Regions from separate parts of the Mus musculus genome. Here regions 1 and 3 are each linked to region 2. A link is a contact called in ENCODE Hi-C or POLR2A ChIA-PET data. All regions are on one chromosome and are shown on one strand. Each heading gives the region's core, a stretch centred on a gene start or an enhancer-like site at or near the end of the contact. The rest is flanking DNA. Distances are from core to core; before and after follow the strand shown. Region 1 holds the start of Pcgf2 (polycomb group ring finger 2). Region 2 holds the start of Pip4k2b (phosphatidylinositol-5-phosphate 4-kinase, type II, beta). Region 3 holds the start of Rpl23 (ribosomal protein L23).

Region 1 (4,537 bases), core at 1,429-3,928, 45 kb after region 2:
TATGGTCAGTGAATGGATCTATCCCTAACGTCTCCTCACCACCTCTCACTATTCTTTCTCCCAATCAGGATGACAGAAAGGCAAAGCCAAGTTTCTGTCTCACTGCCATGTTTAACAATGCAATTTTCCTTGGATTAAGAATAAATTTTGCTGCGGAGGTTGGACAGCTTCCCATTGTCTGCATCAGTGGACGATAGCAACTTGAAAGAGGAAATCTGTCCCGGTGGATGGAAACAGTCAGGAAAAAAACCACAGGAACAAAGTGAGGGATAAAAGAGTGGAAGGAGGAAGAACCTAGCTGTGATCTACAGAGAAAGGCATACCATGAGGGGGCCTAAGTAGACAGTGCGGAAGATGGGGAAATAAATACAGAGATCAACAAAGGGCATCGTTTGCAAGAGGGAGAGGTGTAAGGGACACAGAAGTAAAGCTACACAAAAGCAAGAAGGAACGACTCTCTCTAACTAGTGCCACCATTTAAAAGGGATTTTCTCCTTGCTCTTGTTTCCGATGGCAACAGATGCCCGTTGGTCCTTGCCTTGATGTTCTGGGTTCCTGTTCTCTGGGAACCTCTGATTTCTGACTGCTCACTACGTGTGGCAATCAACTAGAGGACAGGGTAAGCTACAGACTTGGTGGAAAATAAGCGCTCTTCATGTTCGCTGAGCACACTGGAGAAGGTGGGCAGGAGGAAGATGTGCAAGGGACTCTTTCCATCCGTTCTCTAGACATTTGGCTCAAAGGAAGTCTCTTGTGGACTCCCTCTTCTATGTTTGCAGATCACCTGGCGCTTCAAACATGGAGAAGGGACTTTTCCAGCTTATTGCCCTCGCTGGCCCTGCTCGGTGTCAAAGCCCAGCTTACCTACTGTGCCTAAAACAGTACTTGCCGTTGGCACAGAGAACTTTCGATGTTGGGACAGTTAAGTCAGCGGCTCTCCCGATGAACCACAGGGATTAGCAATATCCCAGCATAGATGATTTATTGGAGTCTTAGTGGGTGGTGGGTCTTCAGTGTGTCCCTACTCTCCAGCGGTTTCCTTGGAACTGGACCTTAATAATTGAGGAGCAAATGGATACCCACCCCAATAAACAAAAGGTAGCCAGGCAGTACCCTTCACGTTGAGCAATTGTGTTTGCTCTAGCAGAGTTCAAGATGCTGGGACACATGGGCCGTGATGACAGTGGGCGTGTCTAACTCGAGACCCCTTTCCACAGTAGCCTGTGAGCTCGTGGTACCCGATGTAGGGATTGGGAAGCAAGTGACCGATCCTCCCGGGGCCTCTTCCGCTCCCACTTGGACCACCCGATCTAAGCGGAAATCTCTTGCCTTTCCTTTACACCGTCATTCGGCTCTGCAGGCTGAGAGCTGAGGCTGGTGGGGTCACTGGGCGGACAGACTTCACAGGGCTCCTGATAAGCGGTCCAGTGTATAAAAGCACTCACTTCGGGACTGCTTTAGGCTTGGAACAAGGAGAGGAGGCAGGCTCGACAAAGATTCGTTCCTTACTCGAGCCAACCCACCAGGCGCTTAAAGGCTTTTCAGGCCGGATAATCGAGCTCTTTGGAGGGACAGTCACAGTGGCCACCCCCCAATAAATCATAAGTAACGAATCAGCGAAATCGAGCGACCTATTGAGGTCCACGGTTCTTGTGGTAACGCAGAATCGATTCGCTTCCTTGGCGCCGTCTCTTCTAGCTCTCCTTCCTACTCTGCCCGGGGCCCGGAGCCGCTGGGGACCGGAGAGCGAGCGCTGGGTGGAGCCGAGGGCGACAGTCGGAGTGGGCTGGCACCAGCCACCTTCGCGCTCGCCGGCCCCTCCGCGGCCGCGAGGGAGGCGCACCGGCGGCGAAAAGGCGCGCGTCCTCTCTCGACTCCTCGCTTCCTATTGCGTCGGGGCCTCTCGAATTCGGCTAGTTATTGTGTCTCTGGCTCGGCGCCCGAGTTCGTGTCTCGGGCTGCTCTCCCCGCCCCGGACTGCGTTCCATTCTTCTCCGCCCGAGCACGCTGAGCGCGCCAGCCTCGGCCACAGCCAAGCCCCGAGGCCACCGTGCGTTTCCCGCGAGGTGCGAGGACCCCGAATCGGTGTGGGGAGGCGGTGAGGTCACGCTCGGGGGGGGATCACACACGCACTTAGGAATCCCAAGGGATTCAGCTGGAGTGAGCGAACCTCACTCGGACGCGTGGCCAGCGGCGCCGCGTCCCCCGCCCAAGCGCCCTTTGGTAGCGGCGACGCACCGGGTGCCGCGAGACACATTTCCGCCCAGTCTGCATCTCACCATTTTCCAAGCTCCCCAGCTAGGGTAGGGATCGCAGAGTCGGTGGAAGTGGGGAGAACACACTTATTTTAGGAGGAGGTGGTGGTTTCATGACTGAAGGTAACACAATAGGACCTTTCCTCCGGGTTCAAGGGATCTGCTTGGATAAGAGGTGGTCTCCTCTTGGTTTGGGGGAAGCCCAGCGCAAGGCGGTGGGGAGCAGCTGAGCTAGCCTCTCCCCCTCCTCTTTCCCTCTCTGCAAACATCCTGAAGGAATGAGGTCACGTGGGTGAGTAGTGGGCGGGACCTACTCTTGTCTGGAGGAAAAAAGCCATTTTGCCCCCCCCCACGGCCCCTCCCCTCCCCTCTGGTCCCCTCCCCTCCCCAAGCTGCTCTTACAAACTCCTTTCTTATCATAGGTTTCTCCCCTCCCGCCGACCGAGCGAGCGACAGGGCTGTGGTCCCCCTCCCCTCCCTTCCCTCCCTCCCTCCCATCCCCCCCTCCCCGAGACCCACCGGACCCCGAAGCCAGGTAAGCGGACGCCGACTCGCGCTTGCCTCCTTGCTACCTCGTAAGCGTCTAGGGCTGGCGACCGGGACCCGTTCACCTTTCCCCGCAGACCCCAATGGGAGCCGGGAGCCCCGGCCTGGCCTGCCGCCCGCGTCCCTTCCCGCCCCGCCAGCCGCTGTCCAAGCTCGCCCGGTCCGCCTTTCTTTCTCTCGTTCCCGGTCTCTCTCTCTTTTTTTTTCCTTTCCTCCCTTCCAAGATGGCCGAAGTGGATTCCCCCTCTTAACGATTTGGAGTCTCCCTCGACCACCTCCTCTTTGTGCAGCAGCCCCCTGCTAAGACCCTGCTTGCGAGGTATCGAGGGGGAGGGTCCGGGCGGCCACGAGGGCTTTGGGGACATACGCTAGGGTGGGTCTCGCCCCCCCCTCCGCCCCCGACCCGAGGATCTCCACAAGCTGGAGCAGACTGTGGCTCGGCCCCTTCGAGTCGGGCAAGGGTCGCCTCCCGAGTGGGCAGTGAGCGTGGTAGACGCGCGAGGACTTGAGGCCCGGAGGAAGGGGACTTGGCTTTCTGGTGGCCGAGGGAGGGCGCCCTAACTCCTGGGGTCGGGATCTTGGGCACCTCCCCCAGAGGTCCCTTTCGTCCCGGTGCGAGGCGCCCCGCCCCCTCCCTGAACCACCTCGGCTGAGCTTTTCCCTACCTCCCTCCCGGGGCCCCACCAAACTTTGGCTCTAGGGAGGGAAGGAGTGGCCACTCGGTCACTGGGGGTGCCTGATCCTTTGACCTAGGCTTCGCGGGGAAGCAAGGGTGGAGGGGAAAGAACGGGAGTGAGGAGAGATTTAGCATGCTCTGTCTTTTCATGAGTGGCCAAGGGGTCTGATGAGCTGGCCCTTCTGCCACAGGAGGCGAAAAGGGAAGCGGCTACTCTTTTCTCCTTGAGCTCTGCCGCTGCTAGCTCTGAAACCCGGGGAACCCTGAGCCTGCAGACGCCCCGCGCCCTTCCTGACTCCCAGGGGCGTCTAGGCAAGCCCCCTACTCTTCCATCCCTCACTTCCCGGGTCTATCCAAAATTGCTGTGGTTGCTTGATCGAGAAGGGTGTGTGTATGTGTAAATTTAAATATGTTTAAGTATGTACAGGTGTTACCTAGAGCTGTCCCTGCGTCTTTGTCTCTCGTAGCCCCCGGCCGAGCTCCCGCCATCCCCCATGTTGCCTCAGTCTCTTTTGGTCTTCCTCTCGCTGAGGGAGGGGCTTCTCTTAGCTGGCTCTCACAGTCTTGGGCCTCCCTCTCTGGACTTCTTGCAGTTGTGCTGTTCCCGAAACTCATGACAACCCCACCCCCACCCCCAACATACACACATCCCTGCTCCAAGGTGTTATTACTGTAATCGGAGGAGCATAAAGCCAGCTCTGTTGTAGCATTTTGGTGGAGAGGTTTTCCCAGGGGTTCCCCTGGTTTGAGGTTGGGGCTTGCACACTTAGAACTGTGTTTGGAATAAGGCAGGAAACAGCCTCCAGGATCCAGTCCGGCTGTCGCGTCGCCTGATCCTGTTCAAGTTGAAGGCTTGGGAGGTGAGCAGGGGAGGGGGAAAGGAACTCCCTGAGTGGTTGATGGAGCTGTTGCCATGGGAATGGAGAGAGGCTGAAGTGGAAGAGGTTACATGTTATACAGGTCAGATGCCTACTGTAGCGCCCCCCTACCCCCACCCCGGACCCTATAGCGGAGTGGTGGTGGGGCGCTGACCTGTCTTTGTTGCTGGAAGACTTAAATT
Region 2 (4,908 bases), core at 1,850-4,349:
GATAATAGCATTTTTACTTGACATAGAAAAAGTAATTGGTATTTTTCCCAAATCACTGAAATTCCTTGGCCTTCCTTTTAAGTAAAAATTTGTGGCTCAGAAAACCTTTTTCCAATGAAACTTGACTTGTTTTCCAAAACAGATGAGTTTTCCCTTATGGACATTTAAAAGCCCTGGCTCCAGATGGAGTCCTTTGAAAATTGTCTATGTGGGCTGAAAAGAACTTGTATTTCTACAGTTCCTTTCTGGCTGCAAACCTGTTTCTTCTGATTCTGCCAGGGCTGACCAGTTGAAATGTCCTTTTTCCCCACTCCCCTGTCTTTCCTTCCCTAGCCGCATGAAGCTGGAGAGTGCGTCGACCTCCTCCCTGGAGGACCGCGTGAAGCGCAACATCCATTCCCTACAGCGGACGTCGGTGGCCCTGGAGAAGAACTTCATGAGGAGATGAGAACCAGTCTCTTGTACTGTTTTGCCTGAATTTTCCAGGGAGGCTACTGACTCCTTAAAATTCTCTTTATAAGAGTTCAGATGGCTTCCTGTACAGATGAGAACCCACCACTGTTCAAGTGCCCTTTGTCCACTGACTCCTGAAACACTTCACATCCGTTAAACACTGATGTGACCTGAATCGGGGCTCCTCAGGAACTTTGGCTGGATGTGGATGCACTGTGGGGTTTGACTGTGTTTTAGTGGCTGCCACTGGACGGCTTGGATGCTTGTTATCCCTCTTCCCTCCCACCTGAATGAATGGATCAGACTTCCAGAGGCCTCTCTTAAGAGCCACCCAGATGGACGGTGCTCACTGGGATAAACAAACATTGACTTTATTTAGTAGATTATGTGACAGGATAGCCAAGCATCAGGAAGAGCCAAGAATTGAAGAAGCTGGAAGAGAAAACAGAACCAAAAGCCCTAAGTGAACTGCTACCCACCCGGGCTTTACGCTGTAATGGTGTGATGTGTATATACAAATGTATAGTTCTATATTTGCTTTAAAAAAGTTAGCCTTGGGAGAACATTTTGTTGGATGACCTTGTCAGAAAAGTAACACAGTAGTTACTGGTAACAGAGGGATACTGACCTTCTTTGTCATTTGGACATGACTTTGTCCTCTACAAATGTGTTAGGCTACATTTATAGGTATGTACTGGCTTCAGGAAGGACACACCTGCCAAGGGACATACATATCCTCCTCTGTTCCTCGGCATCCTACAGTGGGCACCCAGTGGGGCAGGAATCAGGACCCATGTTGTCCGATGACTCCTGAAAGAAAATACTTGGGAAGCTTTTTGCTTTCTGGCTAATTTTTATTTGTTTGTTTGTTGAGGCAGGGTCTCTTGTAGCTCAGGCTAGCTTTGATTGGACCGGGGAGCTGACGGTGACCCTGCACTTTAGCTCCTCTGACCACACACAGTTGCTGCTCCTGCCACTGCTGCTTTGTGGTTTGTCTGTGATACAGGGCCCTTGCTGGTCCAGGGCAGCCTGATGGTGGCTCTCCTGCCTCAGCCTCCTGAGTGCTGGCTGCGGTTAGGCCATCCCCATCCTCCAGCTGCCTTTATCCTGTAATAACTAAAAATCTAAGACAAGACTCAAGGGGCCACACCCATGTCTTTACTGCCATTCCTTTCTCTATTCTTTCACCAGAAGCCCTCATTTGTTTGACCAGGGAACTTCTAGGTGCTTTTTAAACAGACGACAGATTCACCCTAGCGGTAGCTGACCTTAAACTGTAGATCTCCTGTTTTAGTCTCTGGAGCTGTGATTACAGACCATCTGGCCCTCAGAGGTGCTCTTAATTCATATATTAAGCCATTTCGTTGTTCTACCAGTTCCTAATTTCTCCTAAAATATGTTTGGATTTAAGCACTAAAATTCCAGTCACTGTAATTATTGTTGTTGTTACTTTTTGAGACAGGGTTTCTCAGTATAGATAGCCCTGGCTGTCCTGGAACTCACTCTGTAGACCAGGCTGGCCTTGAACTCAGAAATCTGCCTGCCTCTGCCTCCCAAGTGCTGGGATTAAAGGCATGCGCCACCACGACCGGCTGGCACTGTAATTCTTAAAACTCAGTTTCTCCCCAGACAATATAACATTATTCATTTAATCATCTCATCCTTCTGCCCTATGTTATAGTTAATTATGGCTTTTATTTTATTACTTGGTAATAAAGGCTACATTTATTTTTGTAACTGTGTAGAGCGATCTACCACGTGCCTGGTACTGAGTCTTGATATCCCAAGTGTTGACCTGTGATTTGTGTCGGATACAGAGACCCTTCGACCAAGTGGAATTACATAATAAACCATGGGCAGTTTATTCGAGATTTCTTGGAGCAAGAATGAAAGGATTATTACAATACGCGTCTACAGATGCTAGTGGTGTCTAAACTTGACCATCGGGATAGAGGAGGCTAGGCGGCAGGTGGGTGGGCGCGCGGCCCATTCATAAAACCTAGGATTCCCGGCCTGCTCCTCTGATTGGCCCCCGGGAAAGGGGGCGTACCTTGCGGGTGGAGCGAGCCGTCGGCCCAGGGGAGTGGGAAGATCCACGCTTGGGTGGAGCGAGGGGGCGGTCCCTGGTTTTCTAGGCAGGACTTCCTTTCCCCTTTGCCGCGTTACTCCTCTGTCCCCCGGGGTGGAGATGGTATGTTCCAGCTTCTTCTCATGCCGGCCCCTCTTCCCCTCCCGAAGCGGCGGCGCTGCCGCCATTTTAGTACTTCATGTGGAGGCAAAGTCAAAGCCCGGCCTTGAGGGTGTCCGAGTAGGGAGCCCTTCTTGCCGAGTGCCTCGAGGCTGTCCATCCCCAGTCTTCCTCGTTCCCCCGCGTGAAGCCGGCTGGGTTCCCTTCAGGCCGGGAGAGGAGGAGTGGGCGGGGCAGCTGCAAGCGCCCGGGGACGGGCGGTACCATTCCGACGGGGAGGGGAGAGCCGGGATCCAGTGGGCGGTGCCGCCCGGGGGCGGGGTGAGGATCAGGCTGGCCTGCTCCCCGGGGCGGGGCGGGGCGGGGCGGGCCGGCGCAGCGAGGGCGGGGCGTGGGGCGGACGGAACCACCGGGGCGGGGTGGGGAGGTAACGGGACGGGCGCGACCATGGCTCGGTGAGGCAGCGGGGGTGGGGATCGGTTCGGGGGAGGCCTGGGGCCGCTCGCTGGTGCGCTGTCTCCGCCGCCCCCCCTTTCGCCGCCGCCGCCGCCCCGGGCATGTCGTCCAACTGCACCAGCACCACGGCGGTGGCGGTGGCGCCGCTCAGCGCCAGCAAAACCAAGACCAAGAAGAAGCATTTCGTGTGCCAGAAAGTGAAGCTATTCCGGGCCAGCGAGCCGATTCTCAGCGTCCTGATGTGGGGGGTGAACCACACGGTAACCAGCTTCCCCGTGCGCGCCCCCACTCCCTCCGGCCTCGCCACGCTCGCCCCGCGGGTGACGCCTGCAACCCTTCCGCCGAGCCACTTGCATGCCCGCCCACCCGTGCACGCTGTCCGGCCGGGCGTGCACTCCCCGTTCGCCACGCGAGGCCTGGTGTCCCCGTGCTATGCCGTCGTCGTTTCCCCTTCGCTCCAGCCCCTCTGGCTTCTTGTGTCCGTATGCTGGCTCCGTGCAACCCCGGAGCTTCCGAGGGAAGGCCTGGGTGCTGCAACGACGCTGCTTCTACCCTCAGCGTGTTTGTTGCATGGCTATTCCGCTTGTCTCTTATAGCTGGCTACCACATCATTGCTCAGTTGACAGGGCAAGTGGGACTGGCTTGCCTGAATGTTCCTGTTTGTGGTCCTTTGGGTGGTATGGCTGCTCAAAGTTTCCCATCTTCTAGGCCTCCTTACCCCTGACTGTGGACATCCTCTCTGGGTTTCCTTTTTTTCTTCTTCTTCTTCATGAAGACGTATCAACTGGAGAAGCAGAGACTTCTCCAAACCACAGACACTTGACTTGTGTTCCCATGGATGAAGGATAAGTGCGAGCACAAGGCCCGAGGGAGTGTAGACTTGGTTATGGAAATAATGTATCTTCCTCGTTCTTCTGTGATGTTTCAAAGCCATTGACTTCTCGTATGGTTTTCCAGGGTGTGATAATGGTGATTACTGTCTCAGATGAGTGGTCCTTTGGGTCCTGGGTGCTTTGGGATGGTGCAGCAGCCTCTGCCAAGAAGTTGGATGTGGCCGACGTTAGCTGGTTGGCTCTGTTTATGTGCTGTTTGTTTGGGATCTGCTCTCTTTCGGTGGCTTGCTCTCTGCCTTCTCACCGTTTCTTTGTGAGTCCCTACACTGAGAGCAAACAGAGGAAGTGAAAAGACCTGAGGTGCTGACTCCACCAGCCACAAGTTTAGAATGGGGGTGGGTGGGGGGAGGATAACGGGTCGGGTCTCCTTCGGATTTCATTCTTTAGGCTCCATGACTTTTCTGAACACTTGAAATTGTCTACAAGACCAAACAATGACCCAGGGACCCAGGGTCAGGGAGACTTCATTTTCTCTTGCTTTGGTAGAAGACCTAGAGGGTCCTTTGGCTAGAGATTGAGGGACAGCCACCTACACCAGCGTAGATCTCCACGTCTTAGAGAAGAGCGCATGTGTTTGTGAGGTCCTCTCAGGCCTCTTAGTCTTGGGCACATTCCCCTTTTCCATGGAATCCCTGGGCTTAATGAGTGTCCTGGCCGGGAAGTGGGATGCCCGGACCTCTAAAGGAGCTGGACATCAACAGTGAGCAGAGCTTGCTCCTCTTGCTTCGGGGGTCATCTGACATTCCCAGGGAAACTGGGTCAGCAAATTGTGAACCCTGCATCCCTTTCTGGGAGTCACTCCTTGATTTTGTTTGACATCTGGCCTCTCACTAGAAAGCATCCTGTAGCAAAAGCCTGAAGGTGGGTAACTTCATTTCACTCCGGAGACCGAACAGAGCCTTTGGCTCGGGGGTAGCT
Region 3 (4,563 bases), core at 1,877-4,376, 38 kb before region 2:
TTATATGAATATATGATGCATGTACAGGCACATGTGCCATGCTGTGCATGGGGCAGAGGACAACTCTATGGAATTGGTTCTCTCCTTCTGAAGAATGAAAAATTACTGGCCTCTTGTGAGAACATGAACTTTTTACCTCGGAGCCCACCCCCTCCCATCTAGAGGTTGTTCTCGGAACACTCCTAAACTTTTCACCCCAAAACTCCTCACCCTAAAGTTCGACCAAGAACATTTTTGAGATAAAGGCCTCCTGAAACAACCTCAAAATGAACCGGGTACATTGCCAAATGATAGGACATGACTCCTTAGTTACGTAGATTCCTTGATAGGACATGACTCCTTAGTTACGTAGATTCCTTTGGCAAAACTCCCTAGTGATGTAAACTTGTACTTTCCCTGCCCAGTTCTCCCCCTTTGAGTTTTACTATATAAGCCTGTGAAAAATTCTGGCTGACCGTCGAGACTCCTCTACCCTGTGCAAAGGTGTATGAGTTTCGACCCCAGAGCTCTGTGTGCTTTCATGTTGCTGCTTTATTTCGACCCCAGAGCTCTGGTCTGTGTGCTTTCATGTTGCTACTTTATTAAATCTTACCTTCTACATTTTATGTATGGTCTCAGTGTCTTCTTGGGTACGCGGCTGTCCCGGGACTTGAGTGTCTGAGTGAGGGTCTCCCCTTTGGGGGTCTTTCACTTCCACCTTTATAAGGGTTCTGGGGATCAAATTCAGTGGTCTGGCTTACAAAGCCTGGGGTCATTTTGTCTAGCCACGACTTCACACACACACACACACACACACACACACACAGAGTAAATGAAATGTTGCACTTTTTTTTCCCCAGTATTGGTGGCTGCAGCAGCACACATCTTCAGTCCCAGCACTCGGGAGGCAGAGGTGTGAGACTCCGACTTAGAGCTTTTCTCCCTGGAAGGTAAAGCCCTGGATGTTCCCCAAGCTTGTTTTCCCTGGTCTCTAAAAATACAGCCAGAAAGAAGCTCTTTGTTCTTTATAGCCAGCAAAAAGCCTTTTTGTTTCTATACTTTACAACCAGAGATTCGATAATTGTAAAAGACCCAGCCAGGCACTTGTCTGGCTTCCTGTGCCAAAGACATGGAGATAAAAATTCAGAAAGAACTCACTCCCCACTCCTTATGCCTTGTAAATTTCACCAAGGACACCCAGCAGAGAAGAACTCCACCCAGCTCCTCCCAACTCCTCAGCCCCCTATCATTATAGCTCGGGGTCGAACTCCCCTGCCCTGCACTGCAGAGGGACTTCATCCTCAGCTAGCTGATAATAAAACCTCTTGCAGTTTGCATCAGGTACGGTTTTCTCTCGAGTCATTAGGGTGCTGGCCAGTTCATCCCAGGAGCAGAGGCCCAGCTTTGGGGGTCTTACTGAGGCAGGTGAATGTTTGAGTTTGAGGCCAGTCTGATCTTCAGTGGTAGTTCTAGGATAGCCCCAGGTACACAGAGAAACCCTGTCTCAAACAAACAAACAAATCTTGCATATGTTAGGCATGTATTCCAGTACTGAGAGACACCCCCTAGCCATTTTTCCTATTTGGTATTTGGTATTTTCAGATAGGGTCTCTACATTGTTCAGGGTGGCCTTGAACTTGGGATAGCATCTGAATAGGAGAGATGACAAACTATCAGGCACTAATGTTTCTATTGCAACCTGTCCCTTCACCTCTCCATACCTCACTGTCCTTTCTTCATAATACTTCTTCCCGTTTGACAACGATATACTGTATACTGGAACTCTCACAATTACTCCTATTATTTAGGTTTTTTTTAAAGATTTATTTATATTATTTATATGAGTACACTGTAGCTGTCTTCAGACAGACCAGAAGAGGGTATCAGATCCCGTTACAAATGGTTGTGAGCCACCATGTGGTCACTGGGAATTGAACTCAGGACCTCTGGAAGAGCAGTCAGTGCTCTTAACTGCTGAACCATCTCTCCAGCCCACTCCTATTATTTAGTATCTATTACCTGCCTCCAACCTCTACCCTGGCAGAGGAAAACCCATAAAGGCAAGAATAATGCTCTATTTTATTCCCTCATGTAATCTGGACAGAATCTGGCCCTGATATAAGTATTCAACGCACATTTGAATGAATGTTTCAACAGAAGGTAAGGAAAATAGGGAGAGGTTGAGGTAGTAAAAGGGGAAATTAATATTAATAAATTAAAACATGTCCAGTCGGGCGTGGTGGTGCACGCCTTTAATCCCAGCACTTGGGAGGCAGAGGCAGGCAGGCGGATTTCTGAGTTTGAGGCCAGCCTGGTCTACAGAGTGGGTTCCAGGACAGCCAGAGCTATACAGAGAAACCCTGTCCCCCCAAACAAAACAAAACAAAACAAAACAAAACAAAACAAAACCTGTCCATCTTGATTATAAGCAAGCATAAACTATCCTATATTTAAGCTTTACGAAATTTTGCACATCTTTAAGAAGCAACAAAGCCAATCAATCGGTCACGGTTAGCTGTGGGCTAAGTCTAAGAATAATTAATAATAAGGTACTGAGTTGTAGTCCGAGCGGCTGTGTGAATGTCACTAATAGAGTATTGTTAACTCTCATGACGAAAGAATGTTATGGTACCAAACACACAGACTCATCTGTAGCGCTCCACTTAATTGTTCCACAGCCAAATGAAACCATTCTGAACTTGCTCTTGCCCCATGTGTCTGTTCTTTAGGAACCCTTACAGAAGAATTTATTTTACTCATGTATTTATTTGTTTTGAGGAAGGATCTCATGGGTAGCTGAGGTGATGTTGAAATCGCCGCAATTCTCCTGCTTCAGCTCCCACGATGCCGAGATTATTGGCGAGCACCACCACACCCGCAGCAATAATTTTCGAATCCCTGTTATCCAGAGAGGGGCTTGGCCACAGAGCTCAAAAGAAGCTGTTAAGCAAATTTTAAAAAGCCAAAAGGCAATGTGTCCATATCGCCAATTACTTCCGAGGCGTTGGGTGTAGCCCCAAAATTACTCGCCCCTACACATCTTAAGCGCAGCTTTCCCACGCAGAACGGTCCCGCGGAGGCCCAGGCCTTTTACGTCATCTAGCTGCGACCCGGGGAGGGAGGCGGGCTGGACGAGGTCCGGTCACGTGGCTGAGTGGGCGGGGCCTCCCGTTCATATCCCAGTGTCCCCTGTACTAACTTCCTTTCTGACCCTTTCCGGGCGTTCAAGATGTCGAAGCGAGGTGAGGAATTTTGAGTTTGGGGATCCGTTGGCATCTGCCGCGCGGGATGGCCCGCCCATCCCTTGGCGACGGCCCCCGGCGGCGGTGATAGTTTACAGTCCCGGGGCCGGAGATAGAGAAGATGGGGGCACCGCGGAGGCCTAGAGGGAGCCCTGAAAGAGGGCGATGCCAATGGTGTTGAGCTGGTGTAGGAGCGGAGCATGGGGCCGAACGGAGAACGTGGGGTCGACGGGACTGCGCGATATCTGCGGTCCCCGCAAATGCAGACGAGGTTGGAGCCTCGCAGTCTCCTTCTTCCGCAGGAGGATGCAAATAATGGGCACGGCCGGGTCCCGTGACAAGTGCGTGGTAGCCGGGGAGCGGCCGGCCCTCGCCGAAGCGTGTGCGGTGGGTTATAGTTGGGAACTGTGAGACCGAATGTGGACCCTTGTCCTGTCTGTTTCCCTCCCCGCAGGACGCGGTGGGTCCTCCGGGGCGAAATTCCGGATTTCCCTGGGTCTTCCGGTCGGAGCTGTGATCAACTGTGCAGACAACACAGGTGAGGCCTTCGGCCGCGTCCTGCCACCGTCCCCTTTTAAAAGCACTCAGTGAGCCTTTTGCTAGTGACCCACTGAGCCGTCAAGAAGGGGCAGAGTGAAAAACACCACTTTTGGGTGAAGTGGCAACGTGTTGTGTTGTTTAACTTCAATCGGTGTTGTGACAAGACACTTCTGAAAGATTACTTACAAGCCCGATGAGTTTTACGAAAACGGTTTGTTTTGGTTTGTTTGTGTTCATGCTTTTCTGAGACTGAGTTACTTGGTGTATAGCCTTGCTGACTCTATATTGTGAATTCTGCCGGTCTCATACAAAATTTACTTTTGTTTGTTTTTTTCCTATAGGAGCTAAAAACTTGTATATCATCTCTGTGAAGGGAATCAAGGGACGGCTGAACAGACTTCCTGCTGCTGGTGTTGGGGACATGGTGATGGCCACAGTTAAGAAAGGCAAACCAGAACTAAGGAAAAAGGGTGAGCGGGGAGGAGAGCTTGTTTTTTTGTTTGGTTGCTTGTTTTGGTTTGTTTGTTTGGTTTTTTTTTTGACAGTGTTTTTCTGTGTAGCCCTGGCTGTCCTGGAACTCACTTTGTAGACCAGGCTGGCCTCGAACTCGCCTGCCTCTGCCTCCCAAGTGCTGGGATTAAAGGCGTGCGCCACCACGCCCGGCCCTGGGAGGCTCCTTAAGTCGTAGTGGAAGGTAGAAGTTCTCTGGGTGTTGGAAGATGGGATCTTAATTCTGTGGCTGTCAAGGAAGCTACACATGTGAGAGCCTTTGAGATCAATGCCTCAGCTCCCTGTTTGAGAC

What was found. A loop is a pair of places that touch in the nucleus more often than their neighbours do. ChIA-PET counts read pairs that join two places held with the same protein, here RNA polymerase II (POLR2A).
Region 1: a loop to region 2 is called in a map of heart, with 5 times the contacts of the local background. The contact joins the promoter of Pcgf2 here to the promoter of Pip4k2b in region 2. A Hi-C loop is called at or near these places in 22 of 37 maps with a recorded cell type or tissue (CH12.LX, T-helper 1 cell, T-helper 17 cell and 8 more). POLR2A ChIA-PET finds 5 or more read pairs at or near these places in 4 of 5 experiments (Patski and embryonic stem cell).
Region 3: a map of heart shows a loop between it and region 2 (4-fold over the local background). The contact joins the promoter of Rpl23 here to the promoter of Pip4k2b in region 2. A Hi-C loop is called at or near these places in 2 of 37 maps with a recorded cell type or tissue (heart and regulatory T cell). POLR2A ChIA-PET finds 5 or more read pairs at or near these places in 4 of 5 experiments (Patski and embryonic stem cell).

Annotation. Positions count from the first base shown.
Region 1 is chr11:97,697,789-97,702,325 of GRCm38, reverse strand. Pcgf2 (polycomb group ring finger 2) reads left to right here and starts at 2,678. Exons shown (of 10, transcript NM_001163308.1): 1 at 2,678-2,790.
Region 2 is chr11:97,742,895-97,747,802 of GRCm38, reverse strand. Pip4k2b (phosphatidylinositol-5-phosphate 4-kinase, type II, beta) reads left to right here and starts at 3,099. Exons shown (of 10, transcript NM_054051.1): 1 at 3,099-3,357. The coding sequence starts at 3,199. It overlaps Cwc25 (CWC25 spliceosome-associated protein), which reads left to right. Exons shown (of 10, transcript NM_026186.4): 10 at 334-2,333. The coding sequence ends at 448. Mir8102 (microRNA 8102) reads right to left here and starts at 2,906; the gene lies at 2,768-2,906.
Region 3 is chr11:97,781,002-97,785,564 of GRCm38, reverse strand. It overlaps Rpl23 (ribosomal protein L23), which reads left to right and starts at 3,126. Exons shown (of 5, transcript NM_022891.3): 1 at 3,126-3,221; 2 at 3,676-3,759; 3 at 4,103-4,231. The coding sequence starts at 3,209. Snora21 (small nucleolar RNA, H/ACA box 21) reads left to right here and starts at 3,799; the gene lies at 3,799-3,926.